Linked DNA regions of Homo sapiens: region 1 is linked to region 2. Evidence: read pairs that join two places in POLR2A ChIA-PET (ENCODE). Cell type or tissue: IMR-90. All regions are shown on one strand. Each heading gives the region's core, and the rest is flanking DNA. Links, peaks and the distances in the headings are about the cores only. Region 1 holds the start of NLRP12 (NLR family pyrin domain containing 12). Region 2 has its middle 25 kb from the start of VSTM1.

Region 1 (4,395 bases), core at 326-4,325, 210 kb before region 2:
ATGGGGTTTCACTCTGTTACCCAGCCTGGAGTACAGTGGTGCAATCTCAACTCACTGCAATCTCCACCTCTCAGGTTCAAGCGATTCTCCTGCCTCAGCCTCCCATGTAGCTGGGACTATAAGCGTGTGCCACCACGCCTGGCTAATTTTTGTATTTTTAGTAGAGACAGGGTTTTGCTATGTTGGCCAGACTGATCTCGAATTCCTGACCTCAGGTGACCCACCCGCCTTGGCCTCCCAAAGTGCTGGGATTATAGGTGTGAGCCACTGCACCTGGCTACCTCATCTCTTAAAATATATATACACACACACATATACACACACATATATATACACATATATACACATATATATACGTGTGTGTATATATATATAAATTCCAGATCTCCCAGGCTCAGGGATTTTATATATATGTATTTTAAATATTTATTTTAATAATATATGTATTAAATATTTAATATATAATATTTATTATTTATATATATTTATATAATATACCATATTTATATAATATAGTATATTTATATAATAAATATATACTATATTTATATATAATATATACCATATTTAATATATATTTAATAATATAATTATATACATATTTTAAATATATATTTAAAATATATGTTTTAAATATATATATTTAAAATATATGTTTTAAATATATATTTTAAATATATATTTAAAATATATATTTTAAAATATATTTATTTAAAATATATATTTAAAACATATATTTTAAATATATATATTTTAAAAAAATATATTTTAAATATTTGAGGCAAGGTCTCGTTCTGTCACCTAGGCTGGGGTGCAGTGGCAGGATCATAGCTCACCGCAGCCTCGACCTTCTGGTCTCAAGTGATCCTCCCACCTCAGCCTCCTGAGAAGCTGGGATCACAGACGTATACCACCACACCTGGCTAATTTTTTTTATTTTTGGTAGAGACAGAGCCTCACTATGTTGTCCAGACTGGTCTTGAACTCCTCACCTCAAGTGATCTGCCCTCTTCAGCCTCCCAAAGTGCTGAGATTACAGGTATGAGTCACTGGACCCGGCTGGCATTCTAGCCTTGCCTGTCCCGCCACCTCCTTACCCCTCACCAGGTCCTCTCTCTGTCCTCTCTCCCACAGGTCCTTCCTGTTTATCCGCTCAAAGGTGCTGAGAGCCAACCTCCAGGCCTCCTCTGGCCCGAAGTGGGTGATGAGCAGCTGGGCCATTTCCAGGGGACCGGCCTTCTCCATGCTTCCCCAGGGGATCTTGCCTTCTCCCAGCTCTGTCGCGGTCCCCAGGTATAACTTGAACTTCTTCAGTTCCACAGCCTCGAGTTCTTCCAAGTAGGTGGACAGGCGACAGAGGCCGTCCCTGCCTGCGGTTCGTAGCATGGGGGTGCCGTGAGCCCCAAAGGAGAGGACCTGGAGGCTGAGATGCTCCTATGCACGGGACACAGGGCGACCCCAGCACACCTTCCATTGCATCATTCACAGGCAGCGGGCGGAGAGGCTGAGCCAGTGGTTGGAGGAGAGAGCAAGGGAGGAAAGACCTTTTGCTGAAATAATGCTTTCTCACTCTTCAGTTCCCTCCTGCCCTGCCCCACTCACCAATGGCTGTTCTGGGTGGAGAAGAGGAAGTTCGGGGGGAGATTAAGAAATCCGAGGAGCCACTTGGCTGATGAAAAAGATTTTCACTTCTGCTGTCTCTTCCTGGATCTCTTGACAAAACAGTCACTCTCTTTCCGCTTTCCTCTTGTTTTCCTCATTTCACTAGTGTGTGTGGTAGAGTGTATTATCAAAACTGCGACTGCGCCTCTTCCAGGGAGAATTTTTTTTTTTTTGAGACAGAGTCTTACTCTGTGGCCCTGGCTCTGCGATCTTGGCTCACCGCAACCTCTGCCTCCCAGGTTCAAGCGATTCTCCCACCTCAGCTTCCCTTGAGTAGCTGGGATTACAGGCGCCGGACACCACACCCAGCTAATTTTTGTGGTTTTAGAAGAGACAGGGTTTCACCATGTTGGTCAGGCTGGTCTCGAACTCCTGACCTCAGGTGATCCACCCGCCTCAGCCTTCCAAAGTGCTAGGATTACAGGTGTGAGCCACCGTCCCTGGCTTTTTTTTTTTTTTTTTTCTTTGAGTCAGAGTCTCACTCTGCCACCCAGGCTAGAGTTCACTGGCGTGATCTCAGCTCACTGCAACCTCCGCCTCCCAGGTTCCAGCGATTCTCCCACCTCAGCCTCTCAAGTAGCTGGGACCACAGACATGCGCCACCATGCCCAGCTAAGTTTTTGTAGTTTTGGTAGAGACAAGGTCTTCTTATGTTGCCCAGGCTGGCCTTGAACTCCTGAGCTCAAACGATCCGCCCACCTCAGCCTTCCAAAGTGCTGGGATTACAGGCATGAGCCACTGAGCCCAGCCTCAGGGAGAATTATTAAGGACCTCACGTAGGTCTGCTATTTTTTTTCTGTTCTCTCAGTCACAAGAGTGGCATGAGAGGGACTTTGCGGTAGGCAGGATGATGGTCCCCAAAGATATTCATGTCCTAATGGCCAGAACCTGTGACATTTCACCCTACATAGCAAAAGAGACTTAGCATATGTGACCAAATGAAGGCACTTCAGATGGGGACATTATCCTGGTTATCTGGGCAGGACCCATGGAATCACAAGAGTCTTTTTTTTGAGACAGAGTCTTGCTCTGTTGCCCAGGCTGGAGTGCAGTGGCACGAACTCGGATCACTGCAAGCTCCGCCTCCCAGGTTCACACCATTCTCCTGCCTCAGCCTTCCGTATAGCTGGGACTACAGGTGCCCGCCAACACGCCTGGCTAATTCTCTTTTTTTTGTATTTTTAGTAGAGATGGGGTTTCACCATGTTAGCCAGGATGGTCTTGATCTCCTGACTTCGTGATCCACCTGCCTCAGCCTCCCAAAGTGCTGGGATTACAGGCGTGAGCCACCGCACCCAGCCACAAGAGTCTTTATAAGAAGAAGACAGGAGGGTTAGTGTAAGAGGAAGATGTGACTGGGTGCAATGGCTCATGCCTGTAATCCTAGCACTTGGGGAGGCCAAGGCAGGTAGATCACCTGAGGCCAGGAGTTTCACACCAGACTGGTCAACACAGTGAGGCCCCATCTCTACAAAATATGTGTTAGCAGAATTTATGAATTCTGATGGAAGAGCAAGTTTATAATTCCCTCTGTCTCCTGCATCATGCCAACTTTGTTTCATGCTCCTAATCAATTAAGACCCCTCAGACACACACACACACACACACACACACACACACACACACACACACACACAAAAGCCTTCATAGCCAGGCGCAGTGGCTCACACCTGTAATCCCAGCACTTTGGGAGACTGAGGCGGGCAGATCACCTGAGGTCAGGAGTTTGAGACCAGCCTGGCCAACATGGTGAAACCCCGTCTCTACTAAAAATACAAAAATTAGCCGGGCTTGGTGGCACGCACCTGTAATCCCAGCTACTTGGGAGGCTGAGGCAGGAGAATCACTTGAACCCGGGAAGCAGAGGTTGCAGTGAGCCGAGACTGCGCCACTGCACTCCAGCCTGGGCAACAGAGCGAGACTCTGTCTCAAAAAAAGAAAAAAAAAATTAGCTGGGGTTTGGTGGCGGGTGCCTGTAGTCCCAGCTACTCAGGAGGCTGGGGCAGGAAAATCACTTGAACTCAGGAGGCGGAGGTTGCAATGAGCCAAGATCCCGCCATTGCACTCCAGCCTGGGTGACAGAGTAAGACTCCGTCTCAAAACAAAACAAAAAAAACCTTCACAGCTTTTTATGAGACATTCTCCCACATCCAGTCCCTTCCAGGACTAATATTCTGTTGCATGGCATGCAGCAGTTTTGAGCAGGGGAGGGATGGAGTCAGGTCTGGGTTAAGGAAGATTCCTCAAGGCCCTTGTGGAAGGCAGACCAAACAGAGGAGGCCTGGATTGGGAGAGCGAGAAGCTGAAGCCTTCATGTTTCAGGAGATGGAGATAATGCCTGAGTAAGGGCAGGCGGTGGGTGCATCCTGGGAGTGTGGGGATGGCAGTGATCATTAGAGGGGAGGAGAAAGGTTTGGCAAACCTGAACTACCTACAGACCCCATCTGAGCTTCCTCAAGTGGCTCACGACGCAGGCTCCTTCCACGCCACTGCTGCAGGTGGTGGTAAAACTAATTTCTAGGAATTCGGAAGCGAGGCTTGGGGGAAGCTGAATCCACATCTGTCTACTTCATGCTTCCACTTTCAAGATAGAACTTTCTCATGGGGAAAGAAGAGAATTGGCAACTTCTATAGCTGCTTCTGGGCTTAGTGCCATTTCTGGAAACACAAGAATGAATCTAAAGACAAGGAATGCCATTTTCCTTTTTTTTTCTTTTTTTTTTTTTGTTTTTA
Region 2 (4,395 bases), core at 205-4,204:
TCCTGCCTCAGCCTCCTGAGTAGCTGGGACTACAGGCGCCCGCCACCGCGCCCGGCTAATTTTTTGTATTTTTAGTAGAGACGGGGTTTCACTGTGTTATCCAGGATGGTCTCGATCTCCTGACCTCATGATCCACCCGCCTCGGCCTCCCAGAGTGCTGGGATTACAGGCGTGAGCCACTGCGCCCAGTCAGTTTACTTTTTAAAAAAGAGGTATAACGGACTTACAGTTCCACATGGCTGGGGAGGCCTCACAATCATGGCAGAAGGTGAAAGGCACATCTTACATGGTGGCAGACGACAGAGAAATGAGAGAGCCAAGCAAAAGGGGAAACCCGTTATAAAAACCTCAGCTCTCCTGAGACTTGTTCACTACCATGAGAACGGCATGGGGGAATGTGTGGGTGGAGGATTAGCCAGGTGCTGAGGCAAGAGACTGAAGGCACAAACTGTTGCAGTATAATAAAGAAAATAGAATAAGAATAGTCATAATACAAATTAGATGTAGAGATGATCATGGACAATTATCAATCATTATTATAAACATTATTAATCATTAGCTTTTAATATTACTCTTTGCTGCATTACTAATATAACCTAGGAATAACCGGCGGGTATAGGGTCAGGTGCTGAAGGGACATGGTGAGAAGTGACCTAGAAGGCAAGAGGTGAGCCCTCTGTCACGCGTGCATCAGGGCCGCTTGAGGGGTCCTTGGTCAAGCGGTAACGCCAGTGTCTGGGAAGGCACCCGTTACTTAGCAGACGGTGAAAGGGAGTCTCCTTTCCTTGGAGGAGTCAGGGAACACTCTGCTCCACCAGCTTCTTGTGGAAGGCTGGATATTATCCAGGCCTGCCCGCAGTCATCCGGAGGCCTAAACCCCTCCCTGTGGTGCTGTGCTTCAGTGCTCACACTCCTTGTCCACTTTCATGCTCCTCCCGTACTCCTGGCTCCTCTTTGAAGTTCATAGTAGATAGCGGTAGAAGAAATAGTGAAAGTCTTAAAGTCTTTGATCTTTCTTATAAGTGCATGGAAGAAAACGCTGACGTATGCTGCCTTCTCCCTCTCTCTCTGCTTCGGCTACCTAAGAGGGAAGGGCCCCCTCTCCTGTGATCACACGACTTGCTTCACCTTGTCAATCACTTCGAAGATTCACCCTGCTTACCCTGCCCCCTTATCTTGTATGCAATAAGTATCAGCGCGCCCAGCCGTTATGGGCCACTACCGGTCTCCGCGTCTTGATGGTTGTGGTCCTCCGGGCCCAGCTGTTTTCTCTTTATCTCTTTGTCTTGTGTCTTTATTTCTTACAATCTCTTATCTCTGCACACGGGGAGAACACCTGCAAAGCCCCATAGGACCCTGCAGGAATCCACCCCCATGATTGAATTATCTCCCACTGGGTCCATCCCACAACACATGGGAATTATGGGAGCTACAACTGAAGATGAGATTTGGGTGGGGACACAGACACAAGCCATATATCAAGGTTGTTCCTTCAGATGCAGCAATCCTGGGAGCTTCTGGTTAGGACAAGATACAAGCAGAGACAGCTTCATGGGTATTGTAAACTCAATGTTTGTGTCCCGACAAAATTCAGCTGTTGGAACCTAACCCCAAGGTGATGGTATTTGTAATACGGGAGCTAAAAAGAAATTATTGAGGCAGACAGTGAGGGTAAGAGAGTCCTCAGTAAGGTTTCCTATTAATAAAGAGCAGCCCCCAAATAATTTCTTTTCTAACAGAAAGCAGCCTGAAACATCAAGCTGCAAGCATAGATAAACAAGCTAAAATCTTGCATCAGCTGTGCCAATAGAAAACGGATGCCTGGGAGCCGGGTATATTCAACATGGAGGTTCCCTCTTCCCTTTTCTTTGTCCCCACATGTGCAGTAAAAAAGCAGACAACATGGCCCCGGCCAGGCAGAGACCCTACCTACGTAATAAAAGATTAGGGTGGGATGGCCAGCTTCTTTGGGGGCTATGCAAACGTCATACCTGGTCCGACTAATCTCTCAGGCCCTATGTAAATCAGACAGCACCTCCTCAAGCTTGTCTATAAAAGCCCCATGCATTTCACCACAAAACCAGGGGTCCCACTCGGGAACCCCTCTCTTCTCTGTGCAAAAGAGAGAACTATTCTCTTTTCTCTTTCTTTTGCTTATTAAGCCTTCACTCTTTTTTTTTTTTTTTTTTTTGAGATGGAGTCTGGCTCTGTCATTCAGGCTGGAGTGCAGTGGCACGATTTCGGCTCACTTCAACCTCCGCCTCCCAGGTGCAAGCAATTCTCCTGCCTCAGCCTCCCAAGTAGCTGGGATGACAGGCACCCACCACTGCGCCCAGCTAATTTTTATATTTTTAGTAGAGATGGGGTTTCACCGTGTTGGTCAGGCTGGTTTCGAACTCCTGATCTCAGGTGATCCGCCCCCCACTCGGTCTCCCAAAGTCCTGAGATTACAGGCGTGAGCCACTGCGCCCGGCCCAGTCTCTTTCACTATGTAAGGACACAGCAAGAAGGTGCCAGCTATGAACCAGGAAAAAAGCCCTCAGCAGACACTGAATCTACCAGTGCTTTGGTCTTGGACTTCCAGCCTCCAGAACCATGAGAAATAACTATGTGTTGTCTGTAAGCTGCCAGGTCTTTGGTATGTTGATAGCAGCCTGGATGGACTAAGACACTCTCTCCTTCCCTCTCATGCCCTGGACCCTCATCAGGGCCAGAAGTGGTTGGGGTGATGGCCCAAGCAGACTTTAAAAAGCACTGGCCTAGCACAAGGGTTGGCACGCTAGAGCCCACAGCTTGTTTTTGCAAATAAAATTTTTTGTTTTTAAAACAACTTTCTGGGCTGGGCACGGTGGCTCACGCCTGTAATCCCAGCACTATGGGAAGCCGAGGCAGGCGGATGACTTGAGGTCAGGAGCTCAAGACCAGCCTGGCCAACATGGTGAAACCCCATCTCTACTAAAAATACAAAAAAATTAGCCTGGTGTGATGGCAGAAGCTTGTAATCCCAGCTACTCAGGAGGCTGAGACAGGAGAATCATTTGAACCTGCGGGGAGAGGTTGCAGCGAGCTGAGATCACGCCACTGCACTCTGGCGCCTGGGCGACAGAGCAAGACTCCATCAAAAAAAAAAAAACTTTCTATAGATACATAATATTTATGCATATTTATGACATACATGTGATAGTTTGATACATGCACAGAATGTATAATACTCAAATTAGGGTATTTAGGATATTCACCACCTCAAACATTTATCTTTTTTTTTATCTTTTCGAGACAGAGTCTCTCTCTGTCGCCCAGGCTGGAGTACAGTGGTGTGATCTTGGCTCACTGCAACCTCTGCCTCCCGAGTTCAAGCAATTCTTCTGCCTCAGCCTCCCAAGTGGCTGGGATTACAGGTGTGCGCCACCACACCCAGCTAATTTTTGTATTTTTAGTGGAGATGGGGTTTCACCTTGTTGGCCAGGCTGGTCTTGAACTCCTGACCTCAGGTGATCCACCCATCTTGGCCTCTCAAAGTGTTGGGATTACAGGAGTGAGCCACTGCACCTGGCTCATTTATCGTTTGTGTTGGGAATGTTTCAAATCTTCTCTTCTAGCTATTTTGAAATATACAATATATTGCTGTTAACTATAGTCACCCTTCTGTGCTATTGAACACTTGAACTTATTCCTTCTATCCAACTGTGTTTGTGCCCATTAACTATCCCACCCCTTCTAGCCTTTGATAACTGACTCTCTCTTTACCTTCATGAGATCTACTTTTTTAGCTCCTACATGAGTGAGAACATGAAGTTGTAAATAAAGTTTTATTCTAACACCGCCACACCTACTTGTTTACATATCAGCGATGGCTGCTTTCATGGTACAACAGCAGAGTGGGGTAGTCTCAGCAGAGATCCTACAGCCCACAAAGCTGGACGTGTTACTCTCTGGTCCTTTTGTTTTCTGCCCTCTGGTCTAGGAGTTTGCAGCTCTGGGCGTTTTTTGTTTTTTTTTTTTTTTTTTTTTGAGATGGAGTCTCACTCCATTGCCCAGGCTGGAATTCAATGGCGCCATCTCAGCTCACTGCAATCTCTGCCTCCTGGGTTCAAGCGATTCTTCTGCCTCAGTCTCCCAAGTAGCGGGGATTACAGGCGCCTGCCACCACGTCCAACTAATTTTTTATTTTTAGTAGAGATGGGATTTCACCATGTTGGTCAGGCTGGTCTTGAACTCTGACCTCAGATGATCCACCCACCTCGGCCTCCCAAAGTGCTGGGATGACAGGCGTGAGCCCGGCCGTTTTCTTTTTTGCTTGTTGTGCTTCCTGGAGATGCTCAGTAATTCTTACATTCTTTCCTGGATAGCTGGTCAATCATTATTTATTATTTCCTTGAATTGTTCTAGGAGGAA

The links. ChIA-PET counts read pairs that join two places held together with the same protein. Peaks named below come from ENCODE experiments on the same cell type or tissue, not always from the same donor. Only the 100,000 strongest peaks of a DNase experiment are listed, where the experiment ranks them.
Region 1: POLR2A ChIA-PET joins it to region 2 with 12 read pairs; 3 of 35 experiments call an interaction of 5 or more read pairs at or near these places.

The regions. Positions count from the first base shown.
Region 1 is chr19:53,822,789-53,827,183 of GRCh38, forward strand. NLRP12 (NLR family pyrin domain containing 12) reads right to left here and starts at 1,526. Exons shown (of 10, transcript NM_144687.4): 1 at 1,098-1,526. The coding sequence starts at 1,386. In IMR-90, for the core only: no CTCF peak of the experiment used is centred there; no DNase peak of the experiment used is centred there.
Region 2 is chr19:54,036,369-54,040,763 of GRCh38, forward strand. No RefSeq gene overlaps it. Among named protein-coding and RNA genes, the nearest start is that of VSTM1, 25 kb to the right of the region's middle. RefSeq lists an enhancer at 1-92. In IMR-90, for the core only: no CTCF peak of the experiment used is centred there; no DNase peak of the experiment used is centred there.